Linked DNA regions of Mus musculus: all the other regions are linked to region 1. A link is a contact called in ENCODE Hi-C or POLR2A ChIA-PET data. All regions are on one chromosome and are shown on one strand. Each heading gives the region's core, a stretch centred on a gene start or an enhancer-like site at or near the end of the contact. The rest is flanking DNA. Distances are from core to core; before and after follow the strand shown. Region 1 holds the start of Sh3bp4 (SH3-domain binding protein 4). Region 2 overlaps Sh3bp4 (SH3-domain binding protein 4). Region 3 holds the start of 1700067G17Rik (RIKEN cDNA 1700067G17 gene).

Region 1 (4,169 bases), core at 912-3,411:
GTATAGCAGTAGATCTAAGTTGTCTTTGAATTCATAATCCTCCTGCCTCATTTTAGCAAGTACTAGGATTAAGGTATATGACACCTAACCCAACAGGTCTTTGTTTTTTAAAAGATTTATTTTCATTTTGTGTAAATGAATGTTTGCTTGAATATATGTCTGTGTGCCACTGGTACGCCTGGTGCCGTGAAGGGCAAGGGAAAGTGTCAGATGCCCTGGAACTCCAGTTAGAGATGGTTGTGGGAGCTAGGAACCGAAGCGTGGCCCTCTGGAAGAGCAACCAGTGCTTAACCTCTGATCCATCTTTCCATTCTCCAAGACAGGGTCTCACACATCCCAGGCTGATCTTGAATTCACTATGTAGGGGAGTATGACCTTCAACTTTTGATCCTTCTGCATCCACCTTCCTTGAATCCCCCTTGAATCTCTTGAGTGTGGGCTTGAGTGACTACATCCCCATTTCTTGGCGCTGAGGATGGGACCCATGGCTTTGTGCATGTTTGGCAAGCACTCTACCAACTCTAGCTATAACCCCAGCCCACGTTCATGCATATTCTCCCTCTCCCTCTTTCTGACATGGTTTAGACAGGAGACATTCGGAGTCACGGCAGTACAAATAGCTAATATTTAGTGATGGCTACTTTGTGCTAGGCATTCTGCTGAGGCTTATGCTCTGTATTTAATTTTCATACTCAGAGGCAAGTGACTCACACAGAGGCCTAGAGATCCCAGCACAGCAGGCTGGCTCCTGACACGCCCTCCAGTCTGGATGCTTTTGTCTCCTCCACCCCCACCCCCTCCAACCATGTAAGTCACTTGCACCTTCAGGAGACTGCTTCTTTTAAGGTCGACAGCTACACTTAAGGAGTAATTGTACTCGTTTCCATGTTCTAAGAGAATATGAAATTCTACCCTCTTAGCCTTAGGTTGACCAGTATGTCTACCTGACTCCACTAGGACTACATCTAGAGCGGGGTGGGGGTGGGGGTGGGGGAAGGCGGGCAGCCCGAGTGCAAGGGTGGAGTGGAAGGGGAGCATAAAGAACACGGGAGATAGAAAACTGGCTAGTATTCCGACTCTGAAGCCCTCTCCCATGTGATCTTGCCGAATATGATAATCTGTGTTAACGTCTGAAGTCACTTAGAAAATATAAATGGTATCTGTCGCCAGCGATGATAGTGAAGATGGACTCAGTGGGCTGCTGGATTTGGATCTGTGGCAACATTGAAGACATGATTGCCACTGGTTCCAAGTGGAAGCCTTCATTCCCTGGCCTCACCACCACAGCAGTCAAAGGCTGGTTCGACCTCACTGAGGCAATCAACCCCTACAGGCCTCTGTCTACTCCCGTGAGAGATGACTCATGAGCTTGGGCTTTTGCTCCGCTGCCTCGCAGTGTGTTCATTCACTGAGCTCGCATCGAGCGTCTACTTCTGTATGTGAGTCTGGGCAGAGGAAGTGTAACTATGCTGACATGTATTCAGTTGCAATCTGCCTCGCAGGCAGCTCTCCTCCACTTGTAGTTGTTCCCTAAGCTGAGTTTTGTTTGTTTTTTCTCGGTTTTACTGCTTAACCACTCCCGGGGGATCAGAGGCTTCCCCAAAACAGAGCACCGGAGGTCTCCATCATCTTTGCTCATTTCTGGGTCCAGGGGTAAAGATCCCGAGGCCCTAACCCCACTCTCTTAACTGGCGCTGTTAAGGAAGGAGACAAGGAGTGTTGGCGGGAATCGCGCCGGAGCACTGGAGGCGCCAGTAAGCCAAGCCGCTTCTTTAAGTAAATCAGCGGCTCAGTCGGCCCCGCCCCTCCGGGACATCCCGCCCCCTTCATCCAGGCCCCGCCTTTACTAAGAACTGCCCTCCCCCAGCTCGAGGCACAGCCCCTACTTGCTCCAACCTCATATTGACCACGCTCATTTGAGCACACCCCGCCCACTTTTGCCCCAGTATCGTCTAGGCCCCGCCTCTCCGACAAAGACTCCGCCTTGAGAGTGCGATTCCGCCCCCGGTCCCTACGCCCCAGCCTGAGCTTGACCCGCCTCTTCCTCGCTCCGCCCCCAGCTTTGGCCCCGCCCCTCCCGCGGTCTCTGCTTGCGCTCCGCCCTCCTGGAGCCCGCTGTTTGCGCCCCGGCCCCGCCCGCGCTCGCGCCCCGCCCCGGCCCAGACCACCTCTGCGCCCGCTGGCGGGGGCCGAGCGCTCTGGGCTGTCGCGGCGTCTGGGCACCTCACCACCTCTGCTGCCTCGATCGCTGAGGCCGCGGTACCGGGAGTCGCGCGCGCCCCCGGCCGGGTGAGCCCCACAGGACAAGAGAACCGCAGGACCCGTGGGGCGCCATGCGAGCCAGGTAGGAGCCTAGGGTCGGACGGCGCACCCTATCCCCGCGCGCGCTGTGGCTTTGGGCAGCATCCCGGGCTCTGGGGCGCGGCTAGCCTGGAGCAGCTCCGAGCCCCTTGAGCTCCCGGTTCCCTGCCCTCTGTGGTCACAGCCCGACCTGGGCTGCGGATCGTGGTCGCTAGGGCCCGGGGCGCGGGGAGGGCGGAGGGGGTCGCGGCGCCACCCGCGCGGTTCTGAGAAGGAGCGAAGAGAGCGCGGCTTTGGGTTAAACTTGGTGACAATGCACATTTCAACTTCTTCGGAGAGCCCTCCTGGAGGATGAAATTGAAAACTCCAGTTTCTGTCTTGGTGATCGAGTGACCGCGCAGCCCCGAGGTGACAGCGCTGGGGTGTGCGGGTGGGAGCGGTTAGGATAGAGGAGCGTTGTTCTGCAAGTGCTGTTTACCGTGAAGCCGCCCTGCGCCGCCCAGTGTGTCTTGTTAGAGGGTTTGGGGGCCAGGAGGCTCCCAGCTGGGATCTGGCGTTGTAGTATGCAGGTTTGGGGGGCTTAGCGGTGCGGACTGTGGGGCTGGCTGGCGCTGGCCCTTCCCGGGTGTGGGGCGCCTGCAGATGCCGCGCGGGAGGAGTGGCGGAGAGCTGGCTGGCCGCTCTGCGTGCGCAGAAGGTTGTGGAGCCTCGTGGAGCTATGAGATTTGAAAGGGAATACCATGCTGGGCTTTATTCGTGTTTATTCTTCCCTTGTTAGTGCATCAGATTGGTGTTCTGTGATTTAGCAGCAGAAATAAAGTTCGTATAACTTTTGCTCTGATTATAAAAGCAATGAGTGTCCAGAGCGGAAATAAACACGAGATCTACGCCGATCCCACATTCGTTGGGGGTGGGGGGTGGGGATGTCGCAGCCTTGTAGATTTAATCATTGAATTATACCTGGCGCCTTCTTGCCTAACCTCAAGAAAACCCTTGCTTGAAACCCTTGATTGTCTCGTGCCCAAAGTTTGGAATTTTTGACCTGCCTTACCACAAAGGCTGTTTCTGATAGTTATGAGTACCCTTTTGATGTACTGGGGTTTCCCATGAGATGGTGGGTACAGATGGAGAGAATGGTGGTGGGAGGGCCGAAACCTCAGCCCAGTCCGTGGTTTTGGTACCGAGCCTTGTAAAAATGACAGTAATGATTCTCAATCTGCTTCCTGGGCCAACCATAAAAATTAATGGGTGGTTTGCAGAGCGTTTTTGGCATCCTTAGATGGACAGCGGCTGTATTTCAATGTGCTGGGGAGCATTTAGCTGTTACACAGTGTCATCTAGGTAGCTAGGTAAAACAAGCTACCTAGAGCTTCGCTACCCTGCCCAGGAAGCAAGATCTAGGCAGGCCCTAGGGATCCCAGAGCACACTCCTATTCTCCTGTTGGTGCTGGCTAAGTCCTTCAAAGTGAGAGGCTTGGAAGTAACTGGTCTTCTCAAGGATCCTTTCTGCAGCATCTTTTGGACTTGGGGGAGGGGGTTGTCCCAAAGTCAGGGGGCATTGGTGCCTGGTATATGCAAAGCTGTAGAATGTCCTGTAAATGCCTGCCCAGGTCACCCTCCAAGAGAGAACAGTTGGTCCTGGGAGGACACATGAAGTGAACAACCTGGTTTCCCAGCAATTTGTTTTATGTCTCACGTGTTTACCGACTGAACAATGACCGGCTCGGAGGCTGGCTGCAGAAATGCCAGCAAGGCCTCTGTGGACTTTCCTTTTTTTCCTGTTGTCCCCAGGTCCTGGCACCAGGCTTTAATGTTCTTACAGAACAATTAATAGGGACCCAGACCGAGAGGTGAGGCACAGGCTGCCT
Region 2 (4,077 bases), core at 337-2,836, 38 kb after region 1:
TTCTGTCTCCTAGGGCATCCCTCTTCTCGAGGATGGAAGGTGGAGTCTTGGAGTTTTTCCTCTGACATCAAGAGGCCAACATCCCCCAGCAGGTAAGCAGGCCCTTAATAAGGTTGATCCCTTTAACCTCTACCCAGTAGGGCAGCATTTGGTGCCTGAGATGCACAGGCCAGTGAATGCATATCAGGGTTAGAGAGGAGGAAGGCTTCCAGCACACAGAGATTCACAGAAGCAAGGGGAAATAACTTTCAGAAGTTTCCGGTGATGTGTCCTTTCACAGGTATCACCAGCACCTCCCTTATTACCCACCCCCCCTTCATCTTCTCCAGTTCAGTGAGCCCTGCCGGCAAAGGTCAGTTGCCTGAGGCTGGCACCTGTGTGTTTCCGGGATGGCCACGTTCCTGTTTATTTTCTGAGAATTCCCATTCATGTCCTATGGACAAACCAGCCCAGCAGCTTGCTGTCTCTGGTGACAGCATGGGGCAGGGCCAGTGGCCTGTCCTGCCTTTGCACAAAGGAGCTGTTATTTTAACATGAGTTTCTCAAGTCCAGTGATGAGCAGTTGGTTCCATTGGCCCTGAGGTTCGAGATCACACACACGCACACACCCTTTCCAGGAGTGTCGGGAGGAAGGGCTGAAGAGGATTAGTGGGTACATGGTGTTGTGTTCTTGGATTTGTTTCTGATCTTTCCCATCTGACTGCTGGTAGGACTGTCACTGTCCCCAGTAAAGTCAGTGGAGGAGGAATTTACACATGACATGGCGGCACCTTGTGTCTTTCTGGCTACTACCTCTGAGTGCAGAGTGCCTGCTCTGGAGGCTGCAAAAGCAATTTGAGGACCAGCTGCTGGGTCATGTCATCTTCCATTCTGGAACATATATGCACTTTCATAAAGCCCACTGCTGGCTACAAGAGTTGTTCAGGCATTTTCTTTAAATCCACGGTGCCCTCTGTGAAGCCAAGAAAGCTCCTTGGTATTTGTTTCTACGTCTCTGCTGATCTTTTTTGTCTTGTCTGTGTTCGAGTCCACATGTGCACTAGGGTAGGGAGAGTGCCTGGGTGTCCTGGGATACCACAAAGTATGCAGGAGCTGTCAGCCCTGGCTGGGGTCAGTGTTCAGGCTCCTGAGGTCTGGGGGTTTAATGCCCAGGAAGTGGCCAGCAGCAGGCCTTTTCCTTATAAGTGCAGTTCCTTGCCCTGTGGATGGTGATGTGTTTGGGTTGTGGAAACAAGCTGAGAGCCATCCACATTCCACACATTCTTTTGGCCTGGCATTGGGGGCTTGGGGGGGGAAGGGCTCTGAATTTACTATGGGTGGCTGTGGCTTGATTCTCTCTGGGTGAACACAGTGGTTTCCAGAGGGTTGTGCAACAGGAAATGGGGCAGGGGGCTGCTTCTGCTCTCCCTCTTCAGCCTTACTGCTCTTGGTTATTCGGGTCGAGGCTGGTTGAGCAGGCCCTATTCTGATCTGTGTTGGAGGAGACTAAAGGGTGCGACTGCTCTTTGGCCCCAGCACTTTCCTGGGTGGTATTTGTGTGGTTTGCTTTTTCTGGCGCTCTGCCAGATGCACAGGGCCAGCGAGATGTTAGGGAAGAGGAAATAGGAGGTGCCCTGGGGTGACTCTGTCATCTCAGGCGAGCCAGTGGGCCTTGGTGTCTCCTACCTGAGAACCCAGTGTGCTGAGGTAGGCAAAGGGTGCTTACCCCGAGATGATATATCTTTGGGTGCAGTTCAGGGACTCCCCGTCAGTCATCACAGCACTCAGAAAGCCCAACACTTGGTGGCTGTGATACATAGTGGTCAGTTCCTGTGATTTTTGTCCCAGGAAAACAACTGTCCCATGTTCTCAGTGTTTATATTCATAGCCTGATTGGCTCAGAGGTCATTGTGATAGAGAGCTGCCCAGCGTTTCGATGCCCAAAGTGCTGCGCTGCCATTTCTGTTGTTTACTTAGAACACCTGCTATATAAGGTGCAAAAGCTTAGCCTGCTCCTGACCCCAGTTGGTTCCAGTTGAAAATCTTTTGCCCTATGACCATGCATATTGCTGCTCAAAGTGATGGGGGCAGTGTTCAAGTCATCTTTGAGGCCAGTGTGACCAGCCCGTGTACCTGTGATAGATAGATAGGGGTCTTGCTTGATAGGTTCGTTAAAAGGCGGGAAAAGTCTTAAGCACCACAGGTAACATTGTAGAAATTGTAGAAACACTGCAAACAGGAGCAGGGAGAGTCAGCAGTTGAAGGAAGGGTTTTATGAGGTTAGAAACACAGGCATGCAGCAGGCACACAGAGAAAAGGCCCTCTGTCTGTAAAGCCGCATGTCTTTATGCCTGCAAAGGGATATCAGTCTCTTTAGGGCTGTGTGTGTGTGTGTGTGTGTGTGTGTGTGTGTGTGTGTGTGTGTGTGTGTCTGTCTGTCTGTCTGTCTGTCTGAAGTTTTCTCTCCCCTAATTTAGGGTTAGTTAGTTTGAAGACAGGTATGATGAATGTTGGTGGGCCCACAACTGTTATGTGACCTGTCCTGACCTAGCCTTGAATTTGCTGAGGTGGACCTTCAGCAGGGAAGGGAGACCAAAGCCTCCAGGACTTTTATTTTAGGCTACCAGGCTTTTGTCTCAAGTCTGGAGTGGGGAGGTGAGGAACCCTCCTCTTGAAATTCGACACCTTTATTACCTAGCCATGCGCTCCCCCTCCCTCTAGTCTGTCTACCAGGGAGTCTGTCTAACTCGTGCTCTCTAACCTGAGACAGTTCAGAGCTCAGCCCAGCAGGTAAGAACAAGCAGGGAGCCTGAGGTCATGGAGAGCCTGAGCTCTCTGTCTGTCCGGTGTGTCCTGTCCTCTCCCACTACGTCATCCCCCTCTACGGTCCACACCAGCTCCACACCAGCGTGTGGCTCAGAGTCCCCTGCAGCTTTGATGATCACCTGCTCCTTTTGAATTTTCTTAGGCCCCAGGGCTCTCTGTGTTCCCTGCCCATTTTACAGATGAGAAAATAGGCCTCTGAGAGGGCCTCATTCCGGCTTAGCTCAGGGGGTTAGTGTGAAATAGAAAAGCCCAGGCCTAGAATTCCACCGGGTTTGTGTGCCCTCCAGGGTACCTTAACTCACTTCTTAGTCTGTACCTGGGAGGCCACAGGAGTCATTGGGCATGTGCCACATCCCTGATCCCATCACGGACCTGTTTGGAGAACCACAAGGAGCCACAGAGTAGAAATTAACAGGTGAAGTTAATATTGGGATGGTAAATGTCTTTAAATGTCAAATATACAATTAAGAAATTAAATGGTCTAAAAGGAGGGTTCTATCAATGTATGGTGGCTTGCCTATCGACTTTTTCTTTAGAAAACCAGTTTATGCATCGTGGAGAGTCACTAACAAATTTTGAGCTTGTGTTATGTACCTTGTATCTTGAATGCCCCTTAGAGCCCCATGTGTTGAAGGCTTGACTATCAGCCTGGGGTACCACTGAGGGGTGATAGGACCCTTAGGAGGTGTGGCATTATGGGACAAAGTCATGGGCTCACTCTTGAGCTGTGGGTTAGGATCAGGACATAGAGCAGGAGATAGTGGCTCCCAGACAGAGTCAAAGTAATTAATGCCCATAGCCCGGCCAGCATGAAACCCTCAGCCGGCTCAGACCATCTCCATCTGACATTCAAGTGCCAAGTCTCTCCCTTGGGTGCCTGTGGGCCTCTCTGGGGGTCAGGTGTGACCTCACAGTTTCTGGCAGGTGATCAAGGAGGCCTGAGGCCAGCAGTGGCTACGGGAGGTTGTTCTTGGTGTCTTCCAAAACCTCTGCCTTGAGACAGCCACAAAATCTGTGCATCTTCAGTCAGTAAAGGACTTCAGCTGAAGGTGGGCAAGATCAGTGGGGGTGGAGTGGGGGACTGGGGTGGGGGGAGACAGGAAAGGAACCTAAGCCTACTTACTGTTTATAAGAGGCCGCCCATGTGACAGCCTTTTCAAGCAGGTGTGCCCTGGGGACAGGGAAGACATTCTAATCATACTTGAGGCTGGGGGGGGGGGCAGCTGTTGGGCTGTAGAGGAAGAAAAATTCCAGTGTTGTTTATATTAAGGG
Region 3 (4,286 bases), core at 168-2,667, 54 kb before region 1:
GGTGACACCTACTACACAAATGGAATCAAGTCAGAATAGAGGTGAGGCCAGGGGACCCAATGTGGTATTCAGAAAATCAGAGCCTAAATCAGAGATTAGCACGCTCTGTAGACAGAGTGGGGGACTGGGCACTGGACTAAAATTAACAGGCAGAGGAGAGCACCTGGCAGGAAGCCCCCACTCCAAGACACCTTTAGCATAGCCAAAATTACCTCAAAAACACAGAGGATCTCCCTAGCACTGCGCCTGGTCAGCCAGACAAGGTCAGACAGGCATCCCAGAAAACATGTGGAAAACACTGACCAATCAGCACCGACTGGAGGAGAAACAAGAAAAATAAGTTGAAATCTACCATAACCAGAAAACACACTAAGGATCTAGCAATAACAATAGAGGTGCTTTATTAAGAAAATATGTTTCTCCTGGCTGTGAGTTCAGGATATGATGATCTAGGGAGGGTTGTATCAGGGAATAAAATGGAAACCAGAAGAGGAGACCTGGTATGGACCTTCAGCCTATGGGCAAACACAGTTGAGTGCACACCTCATGTATATACCATATACAGACACACATAAAATCAAATTGAAAGGTTTAATTAGATTCCATATATAAAAACGAAGTGAAGGCAAAAGCTTAATTCTCAGGCACAGACAGACTCTCTGGAGGATAGGGAGGAAATAGTTAAAGGAGGGGGGTTGGAGGGGAAGACAGCAGGTAAACAGGCTATTGTATGCTCTGAAAACGCCTTCTCAGCCATCACACACCTGCTCAGGATCAGCACAGGCAGCCGTTAAACTTGGACCATTTTGGAGAGAAACACAAGGGAGCCAACTACCGTCCCCTCCCAGACCTCCAATTAAGCGTGGCATCTGCTGAGTCATGAGGTCAGAGCACTCCTCCAAGCAAAAGTGCAGACACCGCCCAAAGTACCTGCGTGCCTGGGAGCTGTGGAAACTAGGAGAGGCACGGGGCGGTTTCTGTGACCAAGCCTGGGCAGGATATAAAAACTCAGCACAGAAGCAGGTCTAACGCGCAGGCAAGGAAGCTTCTGGAAGCCGGATAGGAAAGACATTTCTCCGAGTTGCATTAAGGAAAAACCAACCCCTACCCTCACCCTTGCCCCTGTCTGTCTCTGTCTCTCTAATTTCTGACAATAAAACATTTTCTCTGATTCGACAAGTTTTCTCCCTTCTTTACAGTTCTGCCTGGCTTTCTTTTGCTATGATAAAAACCAAAACTAAAAGCAACTTGGAAGTGAAAGGGTCTGTTCCCCTTACCTCTCTGCGGTTCCCAGTTTTGCTTCTGATTTCAAAGCGGTTACTCCACCCCCAACCTGAAACTCAGTGTTCCGATGTTCCTTCTCTGTTCCTGAATAAGGAAGCCTCGTGGTGCCAAGTCTAGGTGTGGACTCTTAACTGAGGCCATTTTGTTCTAGTGACCCTGGAGGGCGAACTCCATCTTTAACTCAAAAAACATCTGTCTTTCTTCGTCTCCCTTTTGGTTTCGACCTCCTGAAGTGCACGAGGTCTCCCCCTCTCCGGGCTGCTCACACCTCTTCCCTTCCTTTCCCCTCCATCTCTTTTTCAGACCATTGGCTTCTATCTCAGTAGCGGGGATGTTTCTCAGGCTCCTGGTCTACTCAGCCAGCAGCGCTCCATTTCTTCAGCATCAGATATGGTACTCACTGCCTTCCCATGCCCACGGTCCTCAACTCCAGCTCCTTGGCGGCTTTCCCACTCAGGAACCCTCTGTGGGTTCCCTCCCCTCCTCAGCAAACACTCTTGTTTTTTGTTTTTTGTTTTTTGTTTTTTCTGAAATTGCAGGTGACTTTCTATCCCTAATTCTTAGAGGCAGCAGGCTCTGGTGGTTCACTGTCAAGAAACTAGATGGATTCTGACACATGTGATCTAAGTTCCTTCCTTTAAGTGCCTTCTGGACTCCGTGAAATTTAAAGGCAAGTAAAACAAATAAATTTTCCCAGGCCACCTCAGACATATGTATCCTGTAGAGACCAGTGAGGGAGATGGAGCCTCGCTATAGTGACCCAGGGCATCGTCTAATAGAGATTTTTTGTGCTGGATTTCTTCTCACGCCCACAGCCAGCGCTAGAACACAATAACCAAAATATCTTGATTCATCCAAAAATAATCTTCACCTCAAAAGCCATTTTTAATTGGCAGATAAAATTGTATAAATTATCATGTACTGCATGCCATTCCAAAGTATATACACATTGTGCAATGAATAATTTGGTTAATTAATGTATGTGTTGTTTTGCATAGTTAGTATTTGAAGTGAGACTATATAAACTCTTAGCATTTTCTGAGAACATAATATGTATATTAACTATTACTATACTGGTGCTGTAGCGTGTGGTAAGTCTCTTGAAGTTACTCTTTATGTCCAATCATGTTTGTCTTCCTCCACTGACACTCCCCAAAGTTCCTCCTTCAACAATCCAGTCACCGTTCTACTCTTTCTCTGTCTCTCTCTGTCTCTGTCTCTCTCTATATGTGTGTGCATGTGCGTGTGTGTGTGTGTGTGTGTGTGTATTGAACTCATATTTTTTAGATTCCACACATCACTGAGGTCATGATGTATTTGCCTTTCTTTGTCTAACCTCTTCATATACCATAATGTCAGGTTCATTTAAATTGTCTCAAATGTTAGGATTGCCTTTCTTAGGGCTGAATAGTATATTCAATTGTGTATATATGTCCTGTTTTCCTTATGCATATTGCATTGATGGACACAGGTTGGTTGCACAACCAGTGTGAATAGTGAACAGTACTGCAGTGACCTCTCTCTCTCTCTCTCTCTCTCTCTCTTTCTCTCTCTCTCTCTTTCTCTCTCTCTCTGGGTGTGTGTGTGTCTGTGTGTGTGTGTGTGTGTTATTAATAGATGATATGATGGTTCTATATTTCGTTTTCTAGGGATAATTTCCCAATGCAAAATTATCTTAACTTATGAAAAGCAACTAATGAATATAATACTATGTTTCTTTACTGTAAGGGAAAGACCTGCACACTTTTGTATAAGTTGCTTTTTCTGTTTTCATCTGATGTCATATGTCCTAGTCAACTTTAATTGTCCAAACTTGACATAGCCTAGAGTCACCAGAGGTAGGAGACTCAACTGTTCCAATCAGGGATATTGTACTTGCTTGCAAGCATATCTGTGGAGGATTGTCTTGATTGCTAATTGGCTCACTGTGGGTAGCACCATTCCCTAGGCAGATGGTCCTGGGCTGTACAAGAAAGCTAGCTAAGCACAGCCTGCTGATGAACCAGCAAGCAGCAGCCCTCCATGGTTTCTGCTTCAAGTTCATGCTTGAGTTCTCACCCTGACTTCCTTTAATGATGGACTGAGGTCTGGAAATGTAAGTCGAATAAAACCTTCCTACTCTAAGCTGCTAAAGAATGCAACTAAAACAGCATATACAGTATGCCTTATATCCCTTACCATTTCATAGTGTGCCGCCCTTTGTCACAGGTACACCACTCTGTCAGAACCCACCAATTCCAAAGACCCATCTCATACTGACAACCAAAAGCTTTCTCAAGGCGAGTTTCTGGGTTGATTGGTGGGTTTAACATCAGTTTCGTTTGCATTGTGCTTGCAAAGATCCATCATTATCTCAATAGTGTCTTAAATATCCTTGAAACACAAATTAAGAATTTTATTTAAAAAATGCTTCGGAGATGCTTATTTGCCTAAATAAACTTTTTAAAGAAAAAGATGTACTTATTTATTTTATGTAGCTGTCTTCAGACACACCAGAACATGACATCAGATCCCCTTACAGATGGTTGTGGTTGCTGAGAATTGAACTCAGGACCTCTGGAAGAGCAGTCAGTGCTCTTAACTGTTGAGCCATCTCTCCTGCCCAACTTTCATTGTTTATTGATTTATTTAATACTGCCAAGAGAACTCACCTTGAAATGTAAGGGATTTATGGCAGGACCTTCCATTTTCTATATGTTCCTACTATCTGCTTTTTGCAACTAAGTATAATGTTAGTATAATTTTAATTAATAGCCATAAGAAAATATTACTACAATGAGGTCCTCATGATAACCAACAAGTCTGTCTCTGAAATATGGAGAAATTACATGATAGGGTGAACTGTGAGTTTAAATTACAGGGTGAATGGCATGTGCTTGGAATATACTAGCTCACAAAGGTGGAGAATCTTAAGAGCTTTGACCTTCTGTATGTGGCTGCTCGGTAGACCAGGAAGAGAAGCAGACATGTTGGATTGGGTTTTGGTGCACTGTGGGAAGGAT

What was found. Hi-C counts contacts between places; a loop is a spot of excess contacts on that map. ChIA-PET counts read pairs that join two places held with the same protein, here RNA polymerase II (POLR2A).
Region 2: a map of heart shows a loop between it and region 1 (1.9-fold over the local background). The contact joins the enhancer-like site here to the promoter of Sh3bp4 in region 1. A Hi-C loop is called at or near these places in 2 of 37 maps with a recorded cell type or tissue (Patski and heart). POLR2A ChIA-PET finds 5 or more read pairs at or near these places in 4 of 5 experiments (Patski and embryonic stem cell).
Region 3: POLR2A ChIA-PET joins it to region 1 with 20 read pairs in embryonic stem cell. The contact joins the promoter of 1700067G17Rik here to the promoter of Sh3bp4 in region 1. POLR2A ChIA-PET finds 5 or more read pairs at or near these places in 4 of 5 experiments (Patski and embryonic stem cell).

Annotation. Positions count from the first base shown.
Region 1 is chr1:89,068,254-89,072,422 of GRCm38, forward strand. It overlaps Sh3bp4 (SH3-domain binding protein 4), which reads left to right and starts at 2,162. Exons shown (of 6, transcript NM_133816.3): 1 at 2,162-2,344.
Region 2 is chr1:89,107,245-89,111,321 of GRCm38, forward strand. Sh3bp4 (SH3-domain binding protein 4) reads left to right here. Exons shown (of 6, transcript NM_133816.3): 2 at 14-92. Among named protein-coding and RNA genes, the nearest start is that of Gm34331, 5.7 kb to the left of the region's middle. Within about 2 kb of position 1,587, at least 2 of the 3 ENCODE cell types and tissues checked have a DNase peak (open chromatin) inside an H3K27ac peak, as active enhancers do; they include heart, where a contact is called at or near this core.
Region 3 is chr1:89,014,696-89,018,981 of GRCm38, forward strand. It overlaps 1700067G17Rik (RIKEN cDNA 1700067G17 gene), which reads left to right and starts at 1,418. Exons shown (of 3, transcript NR_040471.1): 1 at 1,418-1,677; 2 at 1,851-1,954. Gm34194 (a long non-coding RNA gene) reads right to left here and starts at 1,483. Exons shown (of 9, transcript XR_003947921.1): 1 at 1,278-1,483.